Linked DNA regions of Homo sapiens: region 2 is linked to region 1. The links are chromatin contacts, found by Hi-C or POLR2A ChIA-PET in ENCODE. All regions are on one chromosome and are shown on one strand. Each heading gives the region's core, a stretch centred on a gene start or an enhancer-like site at or near the end of the contact. The rest is flanking DNA. Distances are from core to core; before and after follow the strand shown.

Evidence for each region. A loop is a pair of places that touch in the nucleus more often than their neighbours do. ChIA-PET counts read pairs that join two places held with the same protein, here RNA polymerase II (POLR2A). Pooled maps may share reads with other maps.
Region 2: a pooled map shows a loop between it and region 1 (4-fold over the local background). The contact joins two enhancer-like sites. A Hi-C loop is called at or near these places in 1 of 50 pooled maps. POLR2A ChIA-PET finds 5 or more read pairs at or near these places in 2 of 52 experiments (Caco-2 and naive thymus-derived CD4-positive, alpha-beta T cell).

Annotation. Positions count from the first base shown.
Region 1 is chr17:46,018,671-46,024,573 of GRCh38, reverse strand. MAPT (microtubule associated protein tau) reads right to left here. Exons shown (of 13, transcript NM_001377265.1): 12 at 5,844-5,903; 13 at 1-618. The coding sequence ends at 403. Among named protein-coding and RNA genes, the nearest start is that of STH, 22 kb to the right of the region's middle. RefSeq lists an enhancer at 454-1,072. Within about 2 kb of position 3,958, at least 6 of the 41 ENCODE cell types and tissues checked have a DNase peak (open chromatin) inside an H3K27ac peak, as active enhancers do.
Region 2 is chr17:46,285,606-46,291,508 of GRCh38, reverse strand. It overlaps a transcript of LRRC37A not described here and a transcript of ARL17B not described here. Among named protein-coding and RNA genes, the nearest start is that of LRRC37A, 6.6 kb to the left of the region's middle. RefSeq lists an enhancer at 2,845-3,345. Within about 2 kb of position 4,653, at least 4 of the 41 ENCODE cell types and tissues checked have a DNase peak (open chromatin) inside an H3K27ac peak, as active enhancers do.

The DNA.
Region 1 (5,903 bases), core at 2,709-5,208:
GGCCAGAGGTGGTTGGCACCCCCAGTCCCTTGAAATCCCCCAGAAGCAGCTTTCAGAGCCTCTCCTTCTCCCTCTTCTACATGGAGGGGGAAGAAAAAAGAATCAAAAGGAATTGCCTGAGGAAATGTTGGATGTGGCCATGTTTTTGAATGTTTTTTTTTAAATATTTTATTACTAGCCCACCCATCAATTTGGAAAGATGAAATTTGCTCTTACTCCCATCACTGATTTTGAAGTCCCGAGCCAAAGCCGAGTGACAAAAGCAGGTTAAGTGATTAACCAATTAACCGAACTGCGAGGAGCAGCTGGGGGCAGAGGGCGGGGGCCGGGTCATTATTCTTTTTTTTTCCACACTCTCTCATTCTCTCCTCTCCACAATTATTGACCGCCCCAGGGGCCTGATCACAAACCCTGCTTGGCCAGGGAGGCAGACACCTCGTCAGCTAGCGTGGCGAGCTGGGGCGAGTCTACCATGTCGATGCTGCCGGTGGAGGAGACATTGCTGAGATGCCGTGGAGACGTGTCCCCAGACACCACTGGCGACTTGTACACGATCTCCGCCCCGTGGTCTGTCTTGGCTTTGGCGTTCTCGCGGAAGGTCAGCTTGTGGGTTTCAATCTGCAAGAAGAGGAAGGGAGGGAGGGTGAGATGAAGTGCCAGAGAAAGACCAGCCCTGCCAACTGCCCTGCCAGGCCTGGCCCAGAGTGCCAGGGACTGTTTTTTGTTTGTTTTTGAGACAGGGTCTTGCTCTATCGCCCAGGCTAGAGTGCGGTGGCACAATCTCACCTCACTGCAGCCTTGACCTCCCAGGCTCAGGTGATTCTCCCACCTCAGCCTCCCGAGTAGCTGGGATTACAGGTGCATGCCACCACACCTGGCTAATTTTTTGTATTTTTAATAGAAACGGGGTTTTGCTATGTTGCCCAGGCTGGTCTTGAACTCCTGGACGCAAGCAATCTGCCCGCCTCAGCCTCTCAGAGTGCTGCCATTACAGGCGTGAGCCACTGCGCCTGGCCAGGAGCTGTTGTTTTTATTGTCTTCCAATTGGTAATACCTGTGCCCACTCCTTCCCTGACCTGCCTCCCAGGCACCCAGGTACCCTCCCCAGAGACAGTGATCATTTTAAGTTTCTTGTGTACCCTCCAGAGATATTCCACACATAAACAAACACGTGTGAGTGTATAGATACACAGGCTGCTTAGTATTCCGTCGCCACGGATGTACCAAAAGGCATCTACTCCTCTGTGGATGGATGTGTAGGCTGCTCCCGCCTTTAGTGATTACAGGCAATGGTGTGTATGAACAACCTCAGATAAATAAACCCGTATGAACATCATGTCACACACGTGTAAGTGGGTCCTAGAAGTGAAGCTCTTAGGTCAAAAGGCATGCACATTTTATTTTAATAGATATTGCCAGATTGCAAAGGAAAATGTGGAAGGAGAAGCTGGAGAAGATCAAGGATGTCTCCCACAGCCACTGATGCCCAGACATGAGCCACACATTCCTCCTGTTTGCCAGTGACTGATGAGTTTGGAGGGGCAGCAACTGTGGGCAACACTGGCAGGTGGGCCACAAAACATGACATGACAAAGGCCTTTTTATGTGTGGATGGGTGGATGGATGACTGTCTAGCGACTTATCTATCCATCTATTTATCTATCTATCTATCTATCAATCATCTACCTATCTACTTGCCCAGGCTGGCCTCAAATTCCTGGGCTCAAGCAATCTTCCCACCTTAACCTCCAGAGCAACTGGGACTACAGGCTCATGCCATCGTGCCTGGCTGAAGCCCTTTTGAAAGTAGAGAAACACATGACCTAGCCAGGAGTCCCAAAGGATACCAGGAAACACAGAAGCAGAAAGTGTTCACTGGAGAAGTGAGCAGTGCACAGCAATTCCTGATGACCCTGAAGTGGCCGACACGGTCATTCTCAGCCCTTTTTGGGTCCTAGGCTCTTTGAGCATCTGGTAAAGCCAAAAATATGTGTGCACATGTCCATCCACACTCACACACAGCCATTTTCCATATAATTTTAGGAGTCCATGGATGCGGGGTGAAGGGCCCCTATTGCAGGGGCTTGAATGGGCGTAGAGAAAACCAGGTTCGCATTTAAGCTAGATGCATATTTTGTTCATTTGGGGTCACTACTTTGAAAAAAGGATTGTTCTCTATTACTGTATACTGTATTTTATCTTTTTTTTTTTTTTTTTTTTGAGACAAAGATTCACCTTGTCACCCACGCTGGAGTGCAGTGGCACGATCTCAGCTCACTGCAACCTCCGCCTCCGGGATCAAGCAATTCTCCTGCCTCGGCCTCCCAAGTAGCTGGGACTACAGGTGTGTGCCACCACACCCAGCTAATTTTTGTATTTTTTGTAGAGATGGGATTTGGCTGTGTTGGCCAGGTTGGTCTTGAACTCCTGATTTCAGGTGATCTGCCTGCCTTGGCCTCCCAAAGTGCTGGGGTTACAGGCATGAGCCACCATGCCTGACCTGTTACTGTATTTTCTTGAAAGACCATTTAATACAGGCTTTGATAAAAATATTTATGTTAATGTTTTTTGAAGTGTTTTTTAAGACATTCCTGGGAATGTCCAAAAATCCCCAAACTGAAAGGAACCCAGGAGGCTGGTGGTGTGCCCCACTGCTTGTTAGCAATTTTTCTCAATACACTGGGAAAACAGGGGACTAATGCTGCGGGGATCCCCAGGACCAGGATGGTGTTTTCTGAGTAGGGGGCAGGGCCCTGCCTACCCTTCCTGAGCTATCACATGGACGAGTTTGAAACAGAAGGAGCCAAGAAGCTGAGACTCAGCGTGGCTCTAACTCAGGTTCTTAGAGGACTGCAACGCACCAGGAACCTTCCAGAACATTGTCTTTTTTGGGTCTCACAACCACCCCGGGACGTAGGTACAGCATTTCCATTTCATCTTGCTGAAGGAGAAACTGAGGCTGAGAGGATTTGCGGATCTTGACTTTCAAAGCAGAGTCAAGCCCAGAGCTTTTCCTAACACAGAGAAGCTTCCAGAGACTGTGAGGGGCCTCCTTTCACCCAGGAAATCACCAATGCTCAGGCCCTATCCAGACCCACTCAGTCAGACTGTGGGGATGGGGCCAGGCCCAGATATCTTTAAAGTGCCCCGAGGCTGGGAGGCCCTGCCTTAGACCAGGGGAGGCCTGGGGTTAGAAACAGCAGAGAAGCTTACTGCTTCCCCAGATAACTGGACCTGGCCCCCACATCTCTTGAGGCGGACAGCCTCCTGGTCCCTCCTCGTTTTCTCACTTTGGATAGCGACCCAGCCGCTGAAAAGTATCCCTGTCGCGCAACCCGAGAGCTCTCGGCCAGCTACGGGCCAGTGCCCTCCCCTGCCTCAGGGCGTGTCTGGAGGTAAGGTCTGCCCCAGGCCACAGTTCGCAGCATCTGCAGCAAGGCTGTATCAGCAAACCCTTCTCACAAAACTACATTGTTAGACATTAATCACAAATACAAGATGAGGGTGCCCATCTGTTCAGAACCAGAGGCAGTGGCAAGAGGGGAGGGCGGGGACTGGCCAGGGCAGGGGTCTCTCAGCTGCTACTTGAGTGGCCTGGTGGAAAGACGGCCCGGCTGCCACTTCCACCCAACTGGGCCACCATGAGAAGCATACTTTCTCATGCTGACTTGGGTCTCAGACCCTATACCCTTTCTGGGACGCCCTGATATGGTTTGGCTGTGTCCCCACCCAAATGTCATCTTGAATTGTAGTTCCCACAATTCCTACATGTTGTGGGAGGGACCTGGTGGGAGGTAATTGAATCATAGAGGAGGGTCTTTCCCGTGCTGTTCTCATGATAGTGAATAAGTCTCCCGAGATCTGATGGTTTTATAAAGGGGAGTTCCCCTGCACAAGCTCTTTTCTCTTGTCTGCCACCGTGTGAGACAAGCCTTTCACCTTCCACCATGATTGTCAGGCCTCCCCAGTCACGTGGAACTGTGAGTCCATCAGACCTCTATCTTTTAGACTGCCCAGTATCGGGTATGTCTTCATCAGCGGCGTGAAAACGGACTAATACAATCCCTTTTCCCTCCACCACTCCCCAGTCAGCTGCTGGGAGACCCTGAAGGTTGGAAAGTGAGCCACTCCCAGAACTTCAGGCTGGGTGTGGGCCTGAAACCCCAGAGGGTGCTTGGCTGCGCTTCTGCAGAAGAGAAGCAGCAGCTACCAGACCGCATCCTGTGCCAGGCCTAGACAGAGCTCACCCAGCGCCACACACACCCTCACTGCACAGACACCCACAGCAAGACCTAGAGACTAGAAACTGCTGGGGACACCAAGGCCCCAGCAGCCTCATGTGGATACTTCCAAGACAGGCAGGCAGAGGCTTTGCTGAAATCAGGATTTCGGCATCATTGTTTTGCTCTAAGTGCCTAGTAACCCATTTAGAAAATTAGGTTATGTTCCCATGACTTGTTCTTGGTGCGCCACAGCTGACTGGGGATGTCCACTTCCTTTTTTAGTTGCCTGCAAACATCAGGGCCTAGGACAGTGGTTCTCGCTTTTTTTTTTTTTTTTGTGAGATGGAATCTCACTCTGTTGCCCAGGCTGGAGTGCAGTGGCACGATCTCGGCTCACTACAACCTCTGTCCCCTGGGTTCAAGCAATTCTCATGCCTCAGCCTCCCAAGTAGCTGGGATTACAGGCACGCACCACCACACCCAGCTAACTTTTGTATTTTTAGTAGAGATGGGGTTTTACCATGTTGGCCAGGCTGGTCTTGAACTCCTGACCTCAAGCCATCTGCCCACCTTCGCCTCCCAAGGTGCTGGGATTACAGGCATGAGCCACCGCACCCAGCCAGTTCTCACTTTTGACTGCACTGAAGAATCACCTGGGAGCTTTAAAAACTGCAGTGACTTAGGCCGAGCACTGTGGCTCACACCTGTAATCCCAGCACCTTGGGAGGCCGAGGTGGGCATATTGCTTGACCTCAGGAGTTCAAGACCAGCCTGGGCAACGTGGCAAAACCTCGTCTCCACAGGAAATACAAAATATTTAGCCAGGCATAGTGGCAGGTACCTGTAGTTCCAGCTACCTGGGAGGCTGAGGTGGGAAGATCACCTGACCCAGGGAGGTAGAGGCTGCAGTGAGCCGAGATCATGCCAGTGCACTCCAGCCTGGATGACAGAGGGAGACTGATATGGTTTGGCTGTGTCCCCACCCAAATCTCATCTTGAATTGTAGCTCCCATAATTCCATGTGTCATGGGAGGGACCCAGTGGGAGGTAACTGAATCATGGGGGCGGGTCTTTCCCATGCTGTTCTCATGATAGTGAATAAATCTCATGAGGTCTGATGGTTTTATAAATGGGAGTTCCCCTGCACACGCTCTCTTGCCTGTCGCCATGTAAGAAATGCCTTTGCTTCTCCTTTGCCTTCCGCCATGATTTTGAGGCCTCCCCAGCCATGTGGAACTGTGAGTCCATTAAACCTCTTTCCTTTATAAATTACCCAGTCTTGGGTATGTCTTTATTAGCAGTGTGAGAATGGACTAATACAGAGACCCTGCCTTAAATACATAAAAATAAATAAAAACAAAAACTCCAGCAACCGAGCTGCCCCTGAGACCCATTGGTCAGCCTCTCCAGGTTGGGGCCCAGGTGTGAAACGTGCTAAAGCTCCAGGTGATTGAGACAGGCAGTGGAGACCCACTGGATGCTGCTGAGGGCCCACATCCAGCCAGTCAACACAGAAGCCTCTGTTTTCCTCCTCTGGGAACTGGACCAGCCTTTGTCCACTCAACTTGATTAATGCCCATATACCCAAGGGCAGCATCCAACCCACCCTACCCCCTTTACCTTTTTATTTCCTCCGCCAGGGACGTGGGTGATATTGTCCAGGGACCCAATCTTCGACTG
Region 2 (5,903 bases), core at 3,404-5,903, 270 kb before region 1:
CAGCAGGGAGCCTATCACTGCCTCACACACAGCATGTTAGCCTCCCTTACCCCCGAGAAACTCTTACTGTTAGTGTTCAGCCACCACTTCCTCCTTCTGCATCTGGAGTCTAGAAGGCCTGCAGTTTTAGTCCTGCTCACAGTTTTGTGTCTGTTCCATTGAGATTGTTGTAACTTATTTAAGCATGACTATGTCTTTTCAATTTCTCTTTTTTATATTTTACTCTCACTTGTATGTTCTTGAAGGGAGAGGGAGGATCAAAGTGTGCACCCGCTATACCATCTTGGTTCTCCCAAAATCCGTCCCACGATGTTATAAAAATATATGAACTAGGAAATGAAACTCAAGGTTTTCTTTCTAACCAAAGAAGAAGTTCAGTCTCTCTCTATAAATAGAGAAGGGCTGTTGAATAATTTGTCACATTGCTTCTCTTTTGACTTTATGAGACTAGATAGTCTATAGACAGAGAAGCAGATTCATTAAACCAGGGCCATTCAGGTTTATTTGGTAAAATATTTGTGATATATTTAAAAGCTTCCTGAGGTAGTCATGTAATGATTGGTGCATAGGGCTGGGTTACCCTGCAGAAAAAGAGGCACAGCAAACTTATTTCAGGTACAGATGGACCTTACCTTTAGGCAAATCCTTGAAATTTTGGCGTGGGGAATCAGGTTTTCCTGTGGGTTTTTTGTTTGTTTTTGGCTTTTCATAGACATCTATATGAAGTCTCTGCTTTAGAATCTATAAAACTATAGCTTCAGAGGCTGGGCGCAATGGCTCATGCCTATAATCCCAGCACTTTGGGAGGCTGAGGTGAAACGATCACTTGAGGTCAGGAGTTCGAGACCAGCCTGGCTAACAGGGCGAAACCCCGTCTGTACTAAAAATGCAAAAATTAGCCAGGCATGGTGGCAGGCACCTGTAATCCCAGCTGCCTGGGAGGCTGAGGGAGGAGAATCACTTGAACCCAGAAGGCGGAGGTTGCAGTGAGCCGAGATCATGCCACTGCACGACAGAGCGAGACTCCATCTCGAAACAAAAAACTGTAGCTTCAGAGATTCACTTAAATTATCATTTATAGGCCAAGAGAGTTGTGGCTCACAGCCTGTAATCCCAGCATTCTAAAAGGCTGAGGTGGGTGGATCACTTGAGGCCAGGATTTTGAGACCAGCCTGGGCAACATGGCAAAACCCTGTTTCTACAAAAAGGAATTTGCTGGGTGTTGTGATGCACACCTGTAGTCTCAGCTACTTGGCGAGGCTGAGGCCAGGGGACTGCTTGACCCCAGGAGGTCGACCCTGCAGTGAGCCATGATAGCACCACTGTACTCTAGCCGGGGCGATCAAGTGAGGCCCTGTCTCCAAAAAAAAGTTTTGTTTTGTTTTGTTTTAAGACAGGGTCTCACTTTGTCATCTACATTGCAGCACAGTGGTGCCATCACAGCTCACTGAAGTCTTCACCTCTCAGGCTTAAAGGAGCCTCCAACCTCAGCCTTCCAAGTAGTTGGCACTACAGGCATGCGCCACCACACCTGGCTCATTTTTGTATTTTTAGTAGAGATGGGGTTTCACCATGTGGCCAGGCTGCTCTTGAGCTCCTGGACGCAAGTGATCTTCCGCCCTCGGCCTCCCAAACTGCTGGGATTACAGGTGTGAGCCAGTGTGCTGGATGAATTTTTTCAAAGAAGGAAAAATAAAATTAATTCGGCCCTTCATTAAAAAAATTAAAAACTCTTTAAAGGAAACGTGGGCTAAGTTATTTTTCTGAGAGACTATAAGATTTAGGAAGAAAAATAATCATGATGAAACGTTTTGGGAATATTTTTGGTATTTAAAATTATTGTAGAAATTTATAAATGTGTCAGATTTTGGCTGGGCACAGTGGCTCACACTTGTAATCCAAGCACTTTGGGAGGCCAAGGTGGGCAGACCACCTGAGGTCAGGAGTTCGAGACCAGCCTAGCCAACATGGTGAAACCCTATCTCTAAAAGAATTTTTTAAAAAAATTTTAAGTCAGATTTTAAGAAATATTCTTATGGCTGGGTACAAGTGGCTCATAACTGTCATCCCAGCACTTTGGGAGGCAAAGGCAGGCAGATCACTTGAGCTCAGGAGGTAAGTTACCTGGGCAACACAGCAAGACTCCATCTCTACAAAAAAAAAAGTAGCTGGGCATGGTGGTGAGCACCTGTAGCTATTTGAAGGGGTTGAGGCAGGAGGATCACTTGAGCCTGGCAGGTCAAGGCTATAGCAAGCCGTGTTTATGTCACTGCAGTCCAGGCAGGGTGACAAAGTGAGACTCTTATCTCCAAATAAGAAAGAAACCCTCTTGGTCATAGATATGATTTCTTTACACCAAATTTGTTCGTGGATGCCAATCACAATGGGTTTGTCCCTAGGGTAATATAGTTTGCTTTGATCATTTCCAAGAGTAAGTTGTACTACAGGATAGCAGAAGAGATGCACTTAAAAAGTATGGCAAAATGCATATTGAGACAATAGTATGTTGGCCAGACACAGAGACTCACGCTTGTAATCCCAGCACTTTGGGAGGCTGAGATGGGTCACCTGAGGTCAGGAGTTCAAGGCTAGCCTGGCCAACATGGTGAAACCCTGTCTCTAACAAAAATACAAAAAATTAGCTGAGCTTGGTGGCACGTGCCTGTGGTCCTAGGTACTTGGGAGGCTGAGGTGGGAGGATCACTTGAGCCTGGGAGGTGCAGGGTACACTGAGCCGAGATTGTGCCACTGCACTCTAACCTGGGTGACAGAGTGAGACCCAGTCTCAAAAAAAAAAAAAAAGAAAAAACAAGATGCAGTAAAGAAGCCGACCAAAACCAAGATGGTGACGAAAGTGACCTCTGGTCGTCCTCACTGCTCATTAAAACTTTTTTTAAAAAATATGAAAAGAGGCTGGGCCCTGTGGCTCACACCTGTAATCTCAGGACTTTGGGAGGCCAAGGCAGGTGGATCGCCTGAAGTCAGGAGTTTGAGACCAGCCTGGCCAACGTGGCACAACCAAAAATGCAAAAATTAGCCAGATGTGGTGGCACACACCTGTAATCCCAGCTACTTGGGAAGCTGAGGCAAGAGAATTGCTTGAAGCCAGGAGACAGAGGTTGCAGTGAGCCGAGATCATGCCACTGTACTCCAGCCTGGGAGACAGAGCAAGGCTCCGTCAAAAAAAAAAAAAAAAAAAAAAAGCCGGGCCTGGTGGTGCACATCTGTAGTCCCAGCTACTCGGGAGGCTGAGGTGGGAGGATCATGTGAGCCTGGGAGGTCCAGGCTGCAGGGGGCCGTGATCCTGCCCCTGCCCTGCAGCCTGGGTTATACAGCGAGACAAAAGAAAAAAGTTAGTGGTAACAGGATAAACTACATAGCCATGTATTATTCCTTCACATTCATGAAGCAGGTCAATTTGAAGCTTGAGGACGACTTCCATTCCTCTAGGTGAATCTACCAAGAAATGCCTTGGTAGAGCTAGGAGTGCCAATGGTATCGGCAAAGCCAGCCTGCTTCCCTGTGATTCATGGTAATTCTCACTATGACTTTGACATGATGTTCCTACACTGTGCCTATCAACACTTGTAGACACACTGTATAAGCGTTTGTTACATTTACTTTTTCTTTTGTCATTACGTCTTTTATTACAGAGGCCACTGTGCACTCCACAATCACACACTTACACAGCTCCGCCTTGCCAAGCAGTGTAGACCCTGCCAAGCAGTGTAGACAGATTCTGGATAACTATCTTTGCATCCTTCCCCATACCATGTCCCCGATGTTGAACTGAAGCAGCTCCTTCCACGTTCCCTACCCGTTAACTAGCCAGGCCACTGCCCACATTGTCACAAACATTATATTAACTGAAAAAGTGGCCCATGCCATATTCCATTATGAGAAATTATTTTTAATTCGATTAAATTCCAATGTTTATTCAGAAAACCTGGTAGAGATTGAATTGCTCTATGTACCTTTCTTAGTTTTCTTCTTCTTAGCATATTTTGACCGTTTATCTTCTACACCTGGCTGACCTGCATGGTCCTTGTAGTGTAACTTCTACTTGGTGTTTGCGCTTTGCTTTGTTTTCAAATTTAAATTGTGAGATACATTTTTAAACCTATCTAAGAAATAGCCCTGATATTGAAATGGCTTCTGTGGAATAGGTTTGACAGGTGTAAGTCTTTGATTCTTTGGCTTTGGTTTTTGTGCCTGTTACAGTTTTGCACACATTCATTCAGAGGAAGACATTACCATCAGTGTGTGGTTTATTTTTTCAAATTCCAGTATGTTTTTAAAGACCCATATTTCACTAAGCAGTGTACTTGTTGAAACCCATGTGAGTGACTTTGTTTGCACATGTGATAGAGCATCAGATACTGGAGTTTGCCAGGGGTAGAATGGTTGGATTCAGGAATGTTTAGCTGACTCATAGCAGGAAGTTATCCTGTAAAAAAATGAAGCAAGGCAGGGAAGACAGATTTAAGTACCATGCAGCTCAAAACGACAATTACATTGTCATTTTCGTTGTGAATACTTCTAGGTTCTATATTGGCTGTGATCTTTGTACTAACTGCTATTATGGAGAATGTGTTGGCATCGCAGAAAAGGAGGCTAAGAAAATGGATGTGTACATCTGTAATGATTGTAAATGGGCACAAGAGGGCAGCAGTGAGGAATTGTACTGTATCTGCAGAACACCTGCAGTCACAGTGAGTTCTAATAAGAGCATCACATTTAATAATTTAGGAAGCCAAATTGCTCTGACTGGTTACTTATTTACTTTAAAATAAAAAGCAGATTTTTTCTACATTTGTTATACACTTACATTACAAATTCCTTTTCATTTTTTTTTCTCTTTTTCCCTTTTTACCTACCCTTCAAAATTTATCTTGCTTCATAGTGAATGTTTGAGACACATTGGGGAAAATGTGGTTTAATGGTAGATTTGATTCTTCAATATGTAACATAGAAATTAATGAGATTAAACTAGCTTGACTTGTTTGGACTTTATCAGTGTTTGAAATGGTGCTTTATTATAGGTTAGAAAAACACTAATTTGGGTATAAGCTTTGAGACTCTGTTATTACCTTATAGGATTTTGAACTCCCACATGGTACAGTACTAGTTGAAAGATTTGTGACTTGTTTTCAGCTTTAAAATCAATTGAATGTTTCATATTTATCTTTAAATTGGTTCTCCAAAATTACAGTGTTCTTATAAATTTTTTTACTGCTTGTTCTTAACATCAAAAATACTAAATTAATGTACTGGAATGTCGATCTTGAAAGTATTAAAACCACAATACTAAAACTATTTTATATCCCAGGGTTTAGCAAATTTTCAGGTGCATGCTTTATTATAAGTAACATCATCCCATCTGTTTTGAACTCACATTTCCATTTCGGATCTTGCAGATTTTTTATTGGCCATGATCGGTGTCAGAATTGGTACCATGGGTGCTGCATTGGCATCTTGCAGAGTGAGGCAGAGCTCATTGATGAGTATGTCTGTCCACAGTGCCAGTCAACAGAGGATGTCATGACAGTGCTCACACCACTAACAGAGAAGGATGATGAGGAGTTGAAGAGGGTGCTCCGTTCCTTACAGATGAGAGCCCCTCTGTGTGCAGCATTTGAAAATGAAATCAGCTGGCATAATTTTGGAAGCATTTCTAGGATTTCAAGTTTCCAATGTTAGGATTTCAAGTTTCCAATCTTAGAGTGATTATTTACTGACTCTCAGCTAGTCTAGTGAAGGGCTTGACAAACTTCAGTCCTTCACATACCAGTGTCATGAGCTTTACCATATCCCCACACCACCTCAGCTTATCTAACACTCAGATAATCTAACGTGACTCACTTCTTTATACATTTTATTTTTAAAGAAACTTCCTCTCACTC